2 separate regions of the Homo sapiens genome follow, and region 2 is linked to region 1. A link is a loop called in an ENCODE intact Hi-C map of the cell type or tissue named here. Cell type or tissue: heart right ventricle. All regions are shown on one strand.

Region 1 (8,000 bases):
GAAACCAAGTACAAAGCACCTCACATGATGTTTATGATTCTTTATATTAATTTATATTTTTCTAGCTATAGCTTATATTGCTGTGCCTGATAATTTTTTATCAAACGCCAAACAGTGTGTATTTTGCATTGTTGGCTGCTGGATTTTTTTTTTTTTTTTTTGTATTTCCTTAAATCTTTTTGGGCTTTGCTCTGTGGTGTAATTAAGTTGGTTAGCATCAGTTTGATCCTTTTGAGGCATGCTTTTAAACATTCTTAGGCAGGTCCAGAGTAGCCTGTAGTCTGTAGTCTATGCCCGATTTAGCACCGCTACTAGGGTAATAACCCTTCGGAGGACACTCCTCAATGCTCTGTGTATTCTGAGGTCTTTCTTCTCTCGCTTGGTGGGAACAGGAACTCTTCCTATCTTTTTGTGAGCTCCAGGCATGGTTCCTCCTGCTCCTTTCAGGTATTTCTTTCTCTGGCCTTGACAGTTTCCTACATGCTATTCAGTACTCAAAGAAGCAAGGCAACACTCTGCGGATTCCTGAGCCTGCTTGCTTTCACATGTCTCTCCTCTATGGTGCTCTGCCCTGCTAATTCTAGCCGCATAGCTTCCTATTTTTTAGCTCTGTGTCTTCTACTCAGGGAGATTATCAGGCTGTGTCTGGGCTCCCTCTACCTCTACCACACTGAAAACACTCTCTAGGCTTGAGACGGGAGTCAGCTAGGTCACCTGTAGAGCTCACCTTGTTTACCTTCTCTCAAGGATCATGTCTTACACTACCTGCTGTCCAAAGTCTGAAATATGTTGTTTTATATATTTTATCTGCTTGTTATTAAGGCAGATGGGTTAATCCAGTCCCTGCCACTTTACCCTGAATAGATGACTAAAAGTAGAAGTCAATATCTTTATATCTAGGTCACATTTTACCTATCTGTCTTTATCTCCTACTTTTGGGTTTGAATTGTATTTTAGTTAGATTGCTTATTCACTCATATGTTCAAGCCTAGCATAACCAACACTTCACGTATCTTTGGATGGGTAAGAAAAAAGAGTGTTGGTCCCTCTCCCTTGCAGATGTTATAGCCTAGTAGATAAAAATTTGCTACGTAAATTCTAGATATAGTAGTACTAATTGAAAAAGCATATTTATCTTTCAAAATACATATGAAATGAAACCAATTTTATCTCTTCACTTGGTAAGATGAATAGCAGATAGTAAGTGAAAACCAATCTGCTACAAACAATTAATTTTAATACCCATCCTCCCATCTCAATATATCTTACCTCTCCCCTCATTTAGTAGATGCTTGCTAAATATTATACCAACTTAAGGGGCAGATGGAGTGATCACCAATCCCCTGTGGCCTGCTGAGTATGATTGGCCTGTGGGCACCTTCTGGACCTAACAGTGATTGAGGTTTCTTATAGCTGGGATACAAAGATGTTGAATCTGCCATAACTCACATTAAGTCATATTATAAGGCTATTAGGGCAAGATCCATTCTACAGTTAACTGAGGGTTAAAAGTAGCAATGATCTAATCTCTGATGTTTACATTTCCAGACTCAAGGAAAATTTTCTTAAAGTACAGATAAATCAAGTAGACTTTGTTTTTGCATGTTCAGACACACTCAGGAAAAAAATTTATTTGGAAAATAATGAAAAGTAACTTTATAAAGTTCTGAATCTTGGATTCATTGCGTGAGTTATTCATAATTGATATATATTAAAATAACTGTTTTAGTTGACTAGCATTTTTTCCTTAATTTTACAGTAGATAAATTCTTGTGTTATAAAATATCTGGAATAATAACAAGAAGCAACTATAAAGTATTTACTCTTGAATTATGTAGATCTTACTCAAATGGAAAAATAAGGAATTTTTGAAACACAAAAATGTAATTAAATTACATGACAAGTATCCTACCACCAGTATTTTACTATTCATGAACCCTAATACAATTGGAATGTTATTTTTTTTCTGTTTTCAAATAAAATGTAGACTCATAACTTTTTTTTTTTTTTGTCAAAAATACAAATCCTCCTAGTAGCTTTTAATCACCAAATGTCTAAGTTCAGAAATATGTCTAGTCAAATGCAGTGGGATTAAGGGGCACGGCTACCTTGTGTATTTCCATGCCTAGTGCCTCTGCTCCTCTCCCTTTGTCCCGGGATTGGTTTTTCTACAGTTAACTGAAGGGAGAAAGGAGAGGTAGAAGGGCAGAAGGAAGTGTTCTTAAACATCTCAGACATGATAAAGGTTTACTTTGACCATGGTGGCATCTCAGGGGCACTTGGGTTCTTGGGAGACATCCTCTCTGTCCCCTGCCATTGCATTGGATCTTATACATGCAGTTTCTTCAGTGTGGGTGCATGCATCCTCTTTCATGATCATTGGGATTCAGTTGTCATTTCCCAAGAATGCTAGCGGTTCCTCCAGCATCTTTCCTTTGATGTTTCTTTGCTCCTCCCAGAGGCTCTGTTGCACAGGATCTAAGATAACTTCTCTTCCACTTGCTTGCTCATGACTCACATTTAGTGTATGAGAAATGCACATCTGAGACTCTCTGTCCAAAGAATGAGATTATTTTTCAAACTACGGTTTGTTCTCTGTGCCCCAACCAGACCCTTGTCTTTTAGAGTACTCAGGTATGAGTCAGATACACAGGTCCACTCTGTTTTTCAAACTTCAGGGGACACATTTCAAGCTCTCTAAGTGATCTTTGTAAACCCCTTTTAATTAGGCTTTAAGTTAGGAGACAACCTGATGCTCCCACTCCACTCTCAAAGTGTGGGTGGGTGGAGACCCCACACAGCTACAGCTGTCTTCAAAGAAATCTTCTCTCTCATTTCCAATTCCTTTTGGCTCTTCAAATTTAACCTTTTTACACCTTATAATAGGCTTGAGGGGTCAATGGTGCAACCTGGTTTTTACCCACTTCCTTTGCTAATTCTGCCTAAGTGATATGGGATTATATTTTTGAATGTCAGAGTAACTGGCATTTCCTTGTATTAAGACCTCAGCTGAGACTGAGACCAAAATAGTTCACGTTAAAACCCTTTTGCACTTACAACTTAAGACACTTTAGCTTGTCCAGACCACAGAAAGAAAAATATACCCCAAAGGAACATTTGAGAAGTGACATTAAATATTTGTTTTACATTCTTAATATTTGTAAAGGCAAATTTTGTGTTTTTAAAAGTGTATTTTCTGATCAATTTTGCTATTTTTATGTTATGGTCTAGTCCAAGAGTGGAGTCTTGATTTACAACATTGTGCCTTTAGGAAATAAGGTCAGGGGACCAACTAGGTTGTAAATCAGGTATTGCGTTTTTTTTTTATGCTTTGTACAGAAAATTCCACTGTTGGCGTAGTCATCAAAGGTGGAAATAATGCAGAAGAGTATTCTTAACATGTGGAGCTCTTTCTACAGGAGCTCTTGGTAAGACAAATGCCTCCTTGGAAGCACGAGATTATTCCCCTTTTGTGTTCTTTGCCATAGCTGTGATAGTAAAGGCTTCTTTCTACCTTCTTAATTTCCCACCCTTGCCTCCCTTTAGAACATAAAAAGCCATTCCACCTTGAATGGAAAACATTCTCGGCAGCTTGTAGGGACTGAGTCCAGGACAGTGAGTCAGAAGATGGCCACTAGGGGGCAGCTACGTAAAGCTTTTAGGCTTAGTTTTGTAGGTACTTGGGAATTATGGAAGGTTTCAGAGCAGGGTAGTGACCTACCAAAAATGTGTTAGGAAGATTAATTTGGCAGGCAGAGTGAAGGGGAAAGAATAGGTACAAAAGTCAGATCTAGGACTACCCCTGTGATTTCAGGGTAAAGAGGGAAGCAGTGGTATCAAGGAAGATACCAAAGAGTGGTGAAAGCATTACAGACATATTATGAAAAGAAATATTAATATAGAAGCATGACTGCACGACTATGGAGGGAGGAAAAAATGGAAAACAAATTCTCTGTTTGGAGAATGTTAATTCTAAAGATGGAAATAAACCCACTTAGCCATTTTTCCCCCTCTAGGTATAATCCATTTAAGTGAAATTTATCAAAAATTTAAAGGTATTCTTGAAATGTTTTCATCTATCAAAACAAGTTTTTTGGAACATTAACAATTTTAGTCTGACAGTTGCTGGAGATTTAGGAGAAAAGTGTCAGTTGGCTCTTTTTTCTTGGGGAAGGGAAAAGGAATCAGTAAGACAAATATGGTGTCTACCCTTCTTTTCTAGCTCCCCATTTTTTCTTCTTTATTTAATCATAGATGTTTGGAGAAACAAGGTTCTGACTACCTCTCTGGCTGGGTAGAGAACAAAACAGTGGAAAACTGTGTCATGGGAATACATTGTCTCAGGAGATCTTTGTATTAATGTACAAGTCCACAGAGCTTCATGGAGATTACAACCTCATCTTATTAATAAGATAGATATTAAATGAAAATATTTCCCCAAATGTAAATACCTGCCACACATCTAAGGGGAGATCTCAATATATTACAACTTTAAGCCAATGCTGCTACTGCATCTTTTAAAGGTTAAAGAAAGAGACCCCAAAAATGGAAGCTGGAAGCTAGACTGTGACAAGGAACATGCTTACCAGGGCTGATGTGTATTCTGAAGTTTTCAATTTCTGTTTTGCAGTTTATCCTGGTCTTTAATGTTTTGTTTTCTATACTTTTATGTGCTTGGCTAAAGTGAAATTAAAACATATAAGCTACAAAAATTAACTCAATGAAATTTTGAGGTTTTGCCATTGGGGAACCTGAATTAATAGTTTTAATATAGAATTCAGGACAGACAGCATCATGCCAGACCTTCCAAATTATATAATTAATTTTAGCAAACAGTGCTTAGGATAAGAATTTTCAACAGCTGTGTGTGCCTGGTTTCTCTGCTAATGTTCCCTGTGGAGTTCTGGGACAACCAGCTCCAGGTCTTTGCTGCACTGGTGCTTGCTTTACTGGGGTACTGCACATTTCATGCTCCATTGAGACCACCTATATGGTGGAACTGGTCCTCCTTGGGCTTTCTATATTGCCTTTTGCCACCACCTTAGAACTCTCACTCACAGCTCATCTCTCTCTTGGATCAGTAAAGAAGCACTTTTTTCTTCTTATATTTTTCCAAACATACTCAGAGTCATTGCTTTTCACTTACCCACTGCTACTACTGTTGACAAACTACCACCATCTCTTACATGGATCACTGTGATTGCCTTGGATTGATCTCCCTGCCTCTACCATTGCTCCCCACAGTCTATTTGTTGACATTGCAGCCAGTGATTCTGGCTGTCAGATCTTGTCACTCCTTGGCTGAAAATTTTACAGGGGATCCTGATTTCACTCCTAATCAAAGACAAAGTCTTTATGAAGACCTAAAGGTCTTTGCAAATCTGATCTCACCTCTTATGGCTCACCTTTCACTCACTGCACTCTACTCACATGTGACCACAACATTCCAGGTATGGTGAAATGCCTTGTTTCCCTCAAGTCTTATTGTAATGCTATCCTGCCATAGAGGCCAGCCCTGGGCACCCTGTTTCAAATTGCAAGCTGCTCTTCCTACCACCCCAACCTTCTTTATCCTGTTCCACTTTCGTCTATAACTTTTATCTATACAGTAGTCCCTCTTATCTGCAGGGTATATATTCCAAGATCCCCAGGGGATGTCTGAAACCACAGATAGTACTGAACCTTATATATATTATGTTTTTTTTTTTCCTATATGCACATACCTATGATAAAGTTTAATTTATAAATTAGGCATAGTACAATACTAACAATAATGATAAAATAGGACAATTTTAATATATGGTAATTATGTGAATGTGGTCTCTATCGCTATCAAAATATTTTATTTTACTGTAGATCTTAGCAACCTCGGCATACAATCTCTTTTTCTTTCTTTATGAAGATGAGAACTTTCACATTTTCACTTAAAGGAAGCACTCTCTGGCTTATCTTCGGCATATCCGATTTGCCAGCATCATTACTCTTGTGCTTTGGGGCCATTATTAAGTAAAAGAAGGATCATTTGAACACAAGCACTGTGGTACTGCAGTGTGTGGAGTGAGACTGACCTCATACTGTGGCTTTTTGAGCCTCAGTCCCAACCTCACCCAAATCATGTTACATTTAATTATACTCAAGGAGCATATTGTTTTCAAAAATAGAATTACTCTTTTCAACTGTGGCAAGGGTTGGGAGATTGTGTGGGGTAGATGATCCTCATGAATTTCTAGGGTAGGGGACCCTCATAGAAAAGTCTAATTTTTCTTCATCTAAGTAGGCAATAGTTCCTATAAACGTAGGTTGTGACAGAGATATTTGTGTTCCTGGTGTGGGAGAAAGAAAAATAATTTTTGTGATGAGTTCCAAAATCAGTTATTTTTCAAAACTGTGAATGGCTTAAAAAATGACATTTTGTTTGTTTGTTAATCTGCATTTTGGGCAGGCTTGTTGGTGATAGTTTGTTTCTCTCCAACTTGGCCTCAGCTGGGGCAGCTTGAAGTGTGGAAGCTGGAATCATCTGAAGTTTGCTTATCCACATGTCTGATGGTTCGTGCTGGCTGTTGGCTGAGACCATGATTGAGACCATTGCCAAACATATACACATGGGCCCCCATGAGGCCTGGGTTTTCTTACAACATAGTGACTGGGTTCCAAGGGTGAGCATCTTGAGAGAGAAGAGAGATAGAAGAGAGAGGAAGAGCGATGGAAGCCATATTGCCTTTTATGGCCTAACCTCAAAAGTTATACAGGCATCAATTCTGCCATATTCTATTTTTTCAGGAAATCCCACAAAAGGTGGCCCAATTTCAAGGACAACAAAAGAAATCTCACCTTTTGATGGGGGAGTGGCAATTTCTGGAAGAGCATGTGGGACTGAAAATATTGCTTTGGTCATTTTGGGAAAACAAAATGTCTGCCATCAGCCCTCTGACTATTACAACATAATAGTAAGATACACTTGCCCTCTTCCAAGGCTTCTAAAATCCCATTTTTGTTTCAGCATCAGACTTGGTTTTGGGATTCAGAATCTCACTATTAAAATGAAATCCATATCTGGTGAGGCTCTGTGGGTGTAGATTATCAGGTCTCTGAGGCCTATTTTTCCTGGTCTAAAGATCTGTGAACTAAAGAGATAAATGACCTGCCTCTTATATAATCCATATGCCATGGGAGGGCAAGTGCAGACAACTGCTATTGACATTCCCATTCAAAAAGGGTAATGGGGGGAGGGAAATGGGAAGAATACAGCAATGAGTGGTACAAAGAGACTTTGAAATCCAACTGGATGTATCTTTTCAATTCCATTCTTAATTCTCAGTCCTACTACCTAACAGTAGGTTGAAAAATCTACACAAGGCCTCTCCATGTGGCTTGGGCTTCCTCACAACATGGATGCTAAATTTCAGTTGCAATAGTCAGATGTTGGAGAAAATTTGTAATTTTTAAGCTATGTGGAAAATTACCTGAGTCAACATTGTAAGACAGTCTACTGAAATTTTATCTACTTTTTACTAAAAAGGATAGGAACAAAGTGGCATTTCCCAGTGAATGGATAACATGTAATGTATGCTGTGGTTAAAAAATGGAGTCCTCTGTAGAATTACAAGTTCAGTTTTGGCAGCATAATTTGAAAGAATAAAATAATAAACCCTCATGTTTGTAGTAAAATGTTTTTACTACATACATAATAGTTTCCTGTAAACTATTATCTAATGTGAAAGGAGAAATACTCTTTATAAAATGAGTTCTACAATTAGGGCAATTCTAGAAGTATGTGTCTTTATATCTTACTGTGGCCTAAAAGCTTAAACTCATGGGAAAGATTCTAAAAGGGAAAGATTTCAACTTGGGAGGGAATATGGTAGGAAAACAAGCATGGAAAATGTTCTGGTTATCTATTTGTGTATAACAAACTGTCAAAGCTCAGTGGTTTAAAGTCACCATTTCTTTCTTTTCCCTCTCCATAATGTAGATCATGAGTTTGGGAATGGCCCCACAGG
Region 2 (8,000 bases), 1.3 Mb after region 1:
TGTAGTTATGTATGTCTTGTTGTGGGTTTAGAAGTAATTACTTTATAAATCTGGGTGCTCCAATGTTGGACATGTATATATTTAGAATAGATAAGCCATCTTGTTAATTGAACACTTCATTATTACGTAATGCTATTCTTTATCCTTTTTTATTATTGGATTAAGGTCTGTTTTGTATGATATAGTCATAGTGACACCTGCTCATTTTTGTTTTCTTTTTCTTTTTTCTTTGAGATAGAGTTTCACTCTTGTTGCCCAGGCTGGAGTGCAATAGCATGGTCTCAGCTCACTGTAACCTCCACCTCCTGGGTTCAAGTAATTTTCCTGTGTCGGACTCCCAAGTAGCTGGGATTACAGGTGCCTGCCACACCCAACCAATTTTGTGTTTTTAGTAGAGATGGGGTGTCACCATGTTAGTCAGGTTGGTCTCAAACTCCTGACCTCAGGGGATCCACCCTCCTTGGCCTCCCAAACTGCTGGGATTACAGACGTGAGCCACCGCACCCTGCCTTGTTTTCTTTTTATGTGGTAGATTTTTTTCTCACTGTTTACATCAACCCATGTGATACAGGTCTTTTGAAAATAGAAGATGGATGGGTCTTGTATTTGTATCCATCCTGCCACTCTGTGCCTTTTAAATGGAGGCATTTAGACTGTTTAAATTCAAGGTTAATATTGATATGTGAAGTTTTAATCCTATCATGAAGTTGTTAGCTGGTTCCTCTGTAGTTTCTACTGTGTCATTGCTTCATAGGGTCTGTGGGCTATGTTTTTTAGTATGGTTTTGTGATAGCAGGTTTCATTCTTTTATTTTGACATTTAGAACTCCCTTAAGGATCTATTGTAAGGCTTTTTTATTGGTAACTAATTCCCTTAGCCCTTGCTTGTTGGGAAAAGCAACAAAGCAAATAATCAAATTTCTCTTTTGATTATGAAGTTTAGTTTGGTAGGATATAAAAATTCTTGGATGAAATTTTTCTTAAAGAATGGTAAAAATAGACCCCTAATCCTTCCTGGATTGTAAGATATCTACTGATAAATCCACTGTTAGCCTGTTGGGCTTCCCTTTATACATGATCTAACCTTTTTCCCCTGGCTGCCTTTAAGAATTTTTCTTTAACATTGACTTTGGAGAGTCTGATGACTATATACCTTTGGTGATGTTTGTTTTCTACACTATCTTGCAGTTATTCTCTGGATTTCTTGCATCTAGATACCAACCTCCCTAGGAAGAGTAGGAAATTTTTTTTTGAATTATTTGTTCACATTATTTGTTTGTCTCCTTCTCTTTTGGCAATACCAAATAATTTTTAGGTTTGCTTACTTTGAATTATCCCAAATTTCTCAAAGACTTTGTATATTTCTAAAAATTGTTTTAAAAATTTTTGTCTGATTATATTTGTTAAAAAGACTGGTCTTCAAGCTCTTAAATTATTTCTTTTTCTTGGCCTGACTGTATTAGTTAGAAAGACTTGTCTTCAAGCACTTAAATTGTTTCTTTTTCTTGGTCCAGTCTAAATTGCTAAAGCTCTCAATTGTATTTTGAAATTCCTTAAGTGAGTTTTTCAATTCCAGATGCTCAGATTTATTTCCTTTTAGAATGTTTATCTGTTTCATCATTTACTAGATTGCTTTAGAAGTTTCATCATGTTGATTTTCTTTGTGTTGTCTTGGATCTTTTTGAGCTTCCTTGCAATCCATGCTTCAAATTTTTATCTATAATTTCTCAGTTTCCATTTTGATTACATTGCTGGAGAGCTCTTTCCATCCTTTGGTGTGTCATTACATTTAGATTTTTCATGGTGCCCAAATTCTTGTGCTGTTTCCTTCTCATCTGGGGACATTAACATTTACAATTTTGTAATTATTTTCATACAGGTGAATATTTTATTTTTGTTTTATTCCCTATATATTTTTTTTCTTTTCCTTTCCCTCTTCACTATAGGGTGTGACTCTTGAGAGTACTGAGCAGGGTCTTTTGGCTTTGTTTCTATAGCCCTATGCACGTCTGTCACTAGGTTTTATACTGGGCTGTGCAGTTTGACCTACAAGCCAGTAGATGGTACTTACAGGTAACAGCCAGCTGCAGCCAATGTGGCTGAGTATATACTTGATCTTGTTACTGAGATAATCTCTCTGTTTCCTCAGGAAATGGGCTGATTCATGAAGTACACAGTGGTCTTAGCTCCCTGCTTAGTCTTGGGGGACTGGGGCCAAGATAGGCAGGGCTGGCCTAGGCAGGTTCACCTACAGGTCCCCCAATTGCCAGCATAAGCACCAAAACTGAGGAAGAATTCAGTGGGTGGCCACCAAGCACCCACAAATATGTCTAAATGTGGATTTAGGAAGCCTTTCTGGCCCCAGGTTCTCTGCATTGGGATGGTGGCTGGTCTAAACTCCTAATTTTAGAACAGTGGGTGCTCCAGATGCCTGGAGATCTCCCTGTATATCAAGCATGGAGTCCCCTCCATGCACCAGGATTTCTGCACAGGAAGTGTGGGGTAGCTCAGGCCACTATTTGAGGCAAACAGGTGCTCTAGATGCCTAGAGATGGGCCTGGGTTGGAGTAGAGAGGGCTTCTATGCAAGAAGATTTCTGCATAGGAAGAGTAGGGTGAGAGAGACTGCCAATCCCAGTGAGCAGATGTTCTGAATGCCTGGATCTCTGCCTGGGCTTAGAGCAGAAAGAACCTCACTGCACCATGATGTAAGCCCAGGAAGAATGGGGTATATGAGACTGATGAACCAGTTGAATGATTACTCCAAATACCTGGAGATCTGCCTGGGCATGAAGCAGAAAGTTCCTCCCTGCACCATGATCTATGTCTAGGAAGAGTGGAGAAGGTAAGGCTGTCATCCAGGCAAGCAAGTGCTCTAGATGGCTGGAGGTATGCCTGGACATGGAACAGAGAGAATCCCACTCACCACGATCTACATCTAGGAAGGGTGGGGCGAGTTGGGCTGCTAATACAGCTGAGTGGTTGCTTCAAATGCCTGGAGATCTGTCTAAGCATGGAGCAGAGAGGGCCCCACTATACCTTGATTTATGTCCAGGAAGAGTGGGGCACCTCAGGCTGATGGTCTAGGCAAATGATGCTCCAAATGCCTGAATTTCAGCCTGAGGTTAGAGCAGAGAGGATCTTGATGCACCACTATTTCAGGGGAGCAGGCTGGTAAACCCAGTAATAGCACATGCAGACCAGGTCAGCACAAGCTGACCCTGGTGGCAAGTCTTGCCCAGGCAAAATTGCAGCTGTAGCAGCTCCCTTTTGCCCTAGGTTTCTGATGTGGGAAAGCACAATTCAAAGACATGTTTCATGTTATTTTATCTGTTCTTATAATACTATATTTTATTCTATATTGAATAAGAATGAAAATAGTAAATAATGACTCAATGTAGTATCAATTAAATATTGTAATTAAAATGCTTACACAAGTGATTGACAAAAACAGACACTAAATAAATATTGGCAATTGTTATTTGGTGGGTCCTCACTGAATTTTCAACTTTTGTTCTTTCCTCTAGGTCAGTCTTGTTTGCATTTTGTTTCAAACTGGGTTAACCTAGCAGTAGTGTGCTATTCATTTGAGAACGTAGAAAATAGGAATACACATTCAGTACGAATAATTCCTAATCCTAAACACAGAAATGTAAGATAAATTATACTACATAAACACCACAAGTCATGCCAAACACAGACTTATTTTTGTTCACTGTCGTGACACTAGGGAGACATCTGACTCTTTAGCTCTGTGACACTGACATTTCCGGCTTAGAATTCATTTCCGTTAAAAATCATCTTAATATCATTTAAAATAATATGCTGTGACTTTTGGGATCTGCAAAATTATTACCGGTTAAATATAAAAGCAAGTCCATAAAAATACAAAATAAAATGAATATTGTTTTTACCTGGCAATCCTTTGTGTCTCCACGGCATGTAATTTAGAAGAGGAGGACATGTTCTAACAGAAGGAAAGGGTGCCCTCTAGTGTTTTAGTTAAAAGTGAACAATTAGCTAACATACCTCTCAAACTTATATTTATTAGATTCTCAACTGAAAATAGTCTCTAGAGTAAAGATTAGACTAAAAAAAAATAAAGCTACTAGTAGTATAAGGTGTTAGGAAAACATATGGTATTTATGATGCATTCTTCTTGAGCTTAAACATAGAAAAGTGTAGAATGAAAGATTAAGTCAATCTATCATGTTCTCCTTTTCCATCACCTAATAAATTACAGTTACTCTATCTGTGGAGTTTGCCTCAAGCTTGGAATTGCTAAACATTTATGATAATATTGCAGCTGTCATTGTCCAAAAATACATAGATATGAACATTTTTGTCACAAAATGTTGACTGTATACATTTCCTTCAAACTGATTTTTTCAATATTTTTAGTAATAATTTTAGCCAGATTAGATTAAAACACAATATAAATTACTTTTTATATATTTAAAATACTTCACTAAATATTTTATGCATTTCTATGTCCTATTTTATTAGAATTAATAATAATATAATGTATTGTCAATTTTCTCCCTAAATTGAATATATTTCTCTACAGTTTTCTCAAGAGGGATTTGCAGAGACAGGATGCTATGAAATTACCTCTCCCATGCCCTCCACAGTACTAAGACTGAGGTACCTGTCTACATCAAAAGATGAGTACTACAATGCAGATGACTTAGCCAGGTGATTCTTTACCTTTACACCATCTCCTATTATAAGCTGAATTGTCCCCTTCCCCAAATTCATATATTGAGTTTCTAACATTCAGCTCCTCATTTAAAGACAAGATTTTTTAAAAGGTGATTAAAGTAAAATGAGGTCACTGATGTGGGCCTAATCCAATAGGACTGATATTCTTAGAAGAAAAAAGATTAAGACACAGACAGAAGAAAGACCATGTAAAGGCACAAGGAGAAGACAGCCATTTACAAGCCAAGAAGAGAGGTCTCTGAAAAACCAACCCTGCTGGCACCTTGCTCTTGGACTTCTGGCCTCCAGATTTATGAGGAAGTAAATTTCTGTTGTTCAAGCAACCTGAATTGGTTTACTTTCAAATGGCAGCCCCAACAAACTGATAGGTCCGCAGAGTTCTTTTTCTTTCCACGATGTAAACATTTTAAATTCATTTTTTTCAGAAAGCATTACTTCCACCTCAATTTTGAGTTCCAGTAAACAAAACTTAAACATCAAATGGTGATAAACAGTATAAACTTGCATCTAATACATGATAAACAAATATTAGCAATAACTTTTATTAGCTGGGCCAATGGCTTGCTCTTTCTCCGTCATTAAAGTGTCCCCAGTATATCCTCTTTTCTCCTGTTTTCTTCAAAGCCAGACAAATTGGCTCCACTTTCCAGCAAAACAGTGGGTCCATCTGTCAGTAGAGTACAAAAAGAACAGAAAATTCCGTACCTCTAACTATATTAATCCATAGCTACATGCAATTTGCACAATCTCAGTGTGCACATATAATAACTCATATCTTACTTTCACTTATATCTATAAATCATGGTGTCAGGGGAAGCAGACACGAGTAAACCAAAACAGATAAAGATATGTACTCACACATAAATTAAAATTCAAAAATAACTTTTTGATTAAATAGTTCATAATTTGGAAACCTCTTTACTCAGTTTTGATTGTAAAACATAGGGATATCTCAAATAAATTGAGATCTCTATCATTCTCCTATTCATTTGTCATATTTTCAAAACAAAATTATTGAACACCTAATCTCTGCTTCACATTAGTAAATAAAAATAGATAAGTCAAGGAATTAGCATTGGGTTGGTCTTAGAGAAAAGCAAAAGAAGTGTAGTACTTGGTCAGGTAACTCTCTGATGTAAAATGTATTTTCCCCCTGTGTGTTTATCTCTCTCTCTGTATGTGTATTTCCCTAACTAGTTGTAGCCATAACATTAGGTAACATGTATAAAATGCTTAGGAAAGCTCCTGGCACAAATTAAGTATTTAATAAACCAAGATAGTTAACTAATTAGCCTATTTAAATTCCAGTTTCTACATCCATGAAAAGAAGAAAAATATATTTATTTGATGCGGATGTTGTCGGGATTGAATGAGATAATGCATGTAGCCCAAATTTTACATATACAGTTTAATTAATATTAACCCCACCCCCTAAAAAACTGCATATGATATGAACACAGGATGATTTCCACAAATTATGTTAACATCAACTGAAAAATTATTCATTTAATTCTCTTATGCAGTTGATAAACTCTGAAGTCTCAAATATACTTTGAATATAAACAACACTGATTTATCAAGCTTTCTGATTATCCTATGGGATGAGATCCATATCTAATCCTTTAGAAAAGTGAAACTTTGAAAAAGTGTCTAGTTAGTGGTGAAACGGTATTTTGACAAGACAAATTATTTCTTTTTTTGAGGTAAATTTTAATGCTGAATCAGTAGATTTATTGCACTGATTTTTTATTAGTAAAATTATTACATTCAAACTCATGCACAGAGTATTTTACTGAATGACATTCTGTAGTAAGACCTGTTATGAATATTGCCGAGAGACACAGAGTATAATTCCTACTTGAAACTTAAATTATAAAACTCTCAAGGATCTTCTCAAATAACATTGAATAAATCCATGCTGTGTCATTGGAAGGGAAATACTTCCAAAGTATGTTACACTGATTGTCACTGTTAAACATTTTTTTATTTGTGTGTATGTGTAACGGTTGCTTTAAAACTAATTTCAGAATAAATGAAAACCAATACAAAGAATGCTAATCACGAACTTACTTTTACCTTAAAAGTTTTCACAGTTTTTTTTCTCTTTTTTTTTTCAAGTTGGCTGACTAGGGATGTTGGATGCCAGGTCTCCTCAGAAAGATCAAAGTTACAGGTGAATGCCCATGATTTAAATGGAAATCTGAGGGAATGAAGCAAGGACCTGTTGGAGCACCCATGGGAAGAACCTGGGGCACAAAAGAGGAAAGCAGCAAGAGACTGACAGAGATTGTCTCCCTAGAAACCTGGACCACGAAAAGGGTAAGTCATGGCTTCTCTTGTCTCCTCACCTGTGTGACAATCTGATGTTCTCCGAAGTGTTGGGGAGCCCCTCTGCCCTCACAATCCAGACAAGGATGTCAGTGGTGATTTGGGACCTTGCTAAGGACAATAAATTGGGTGGTCAGTTCATGCAGGTATGCCCATAATCCCCTCAGACCCAAATTGAAATGGTAGGTGCCACACTGGTTTTACATGCACTGTTCTCCCCAGGGGACTTCAGCCCTTAGGTCGCCACATCACCAGATACCCCACAAATATAGCCCATGACCTGCTTGGTCTTTGGCAACCATATGGTACCAGCAGATCCTTGAGGAGCTGTGGGTTCCTTAAAGATCTAGCCCTCAGTGTGGGCTGCCCTTAGGTAAGAGGGGAGCACAGCCCTCCAACCTGCCCTTGGGACAAAGGAAACATGGACATGGAGTCAATTGATGAAGGGGGTGGCATTGACTGCTAGAAATAGAAATGAGAAAGAGGTTATCTCCTGTTGCCCCCATCCACTGTTGCAGACACAACAGAGCGAAGGATAGGACCCATCTCCTGCTCTTTACATAAGGCAGTAGCATTCTGTCAATAAAGGGCAGACAAATCACAGAGCTGTCTGTCTGCTCTGGACCCAGGACTTAGCCCCGAACCCTGTTTTGTAGTAGCCACCAGAAGGGCATTTCTTTGGTTCTTGGCTACAGAAAGGAGGCAGAAGTTAATGATTATATGAACTAAAGGTCACAAACCCTGCAACGGGGCCCTGATATGAAAGCAGAGCATGTTCCTCCTTGCCCAGGATAAGTAGCTAGTGCAACACCTCAACCCTGACCCCGAGATCTCAGCATACCCCAACATGCTGATTCCCTCCTTCTCTTATTAGGGTAGTTCCTCCCCTCAATTATCAGGGTCCTGGAGAGTGGGTGGCTCTTACTCTTAAGTGAAACTTACTGCGTGGAAT

The links. A loop is a pair of places that touch in the nucleus more often than their neighbours do. Peaks named below come from ENCODE experiments on the same cell type or tissue, not always from the same donor. Only the 100,000 strongest peaks of a DNase experiment are listed, where the experiment ranks them.
Region 2: it touches region 1 in a loop (5-fold over the local background); 22 of 110 quality-filtered maps call a loop at or near these places.

What each region holds. Positions count from the first base shown.
Region 1 is chr13:79,675,822-79,683,821 of GRCh38, forward strand. No RefSeq gene overlaps it. Among named protein-coding and RNA genes, the nearest start is that of LINC01068, 110 kb to the left of the region's middle. In heart right ventricle, CTCF peaks have their summits at 668, 3,623 (motif pointing right) and 3,828; a DNase peak (open chromatin) is centred at 3,630; H3K27ac peaks cover 2,294 bases.
Region 2 is chr13:81,013,768-81,021,767 of GRCh38, forward strand. It overlaps LINC00377 (long intergenic non-protein coding RNA 377), which reads left to right and starts at 4,624. Exons shown (of 4, transcript NR_125770.1): 1 at 4,624-4,693; 2 at 6,839-7,039. RefSeq lists enhancers at 2,515-3,016, 3,017-3,516. In heart right ventricle, CTCF peaks have their summits at 3,996 (motif pointing left) and 4,203; no DNase peak of the experiment used is centred here; H3K4me3 peaks cover 434 bases.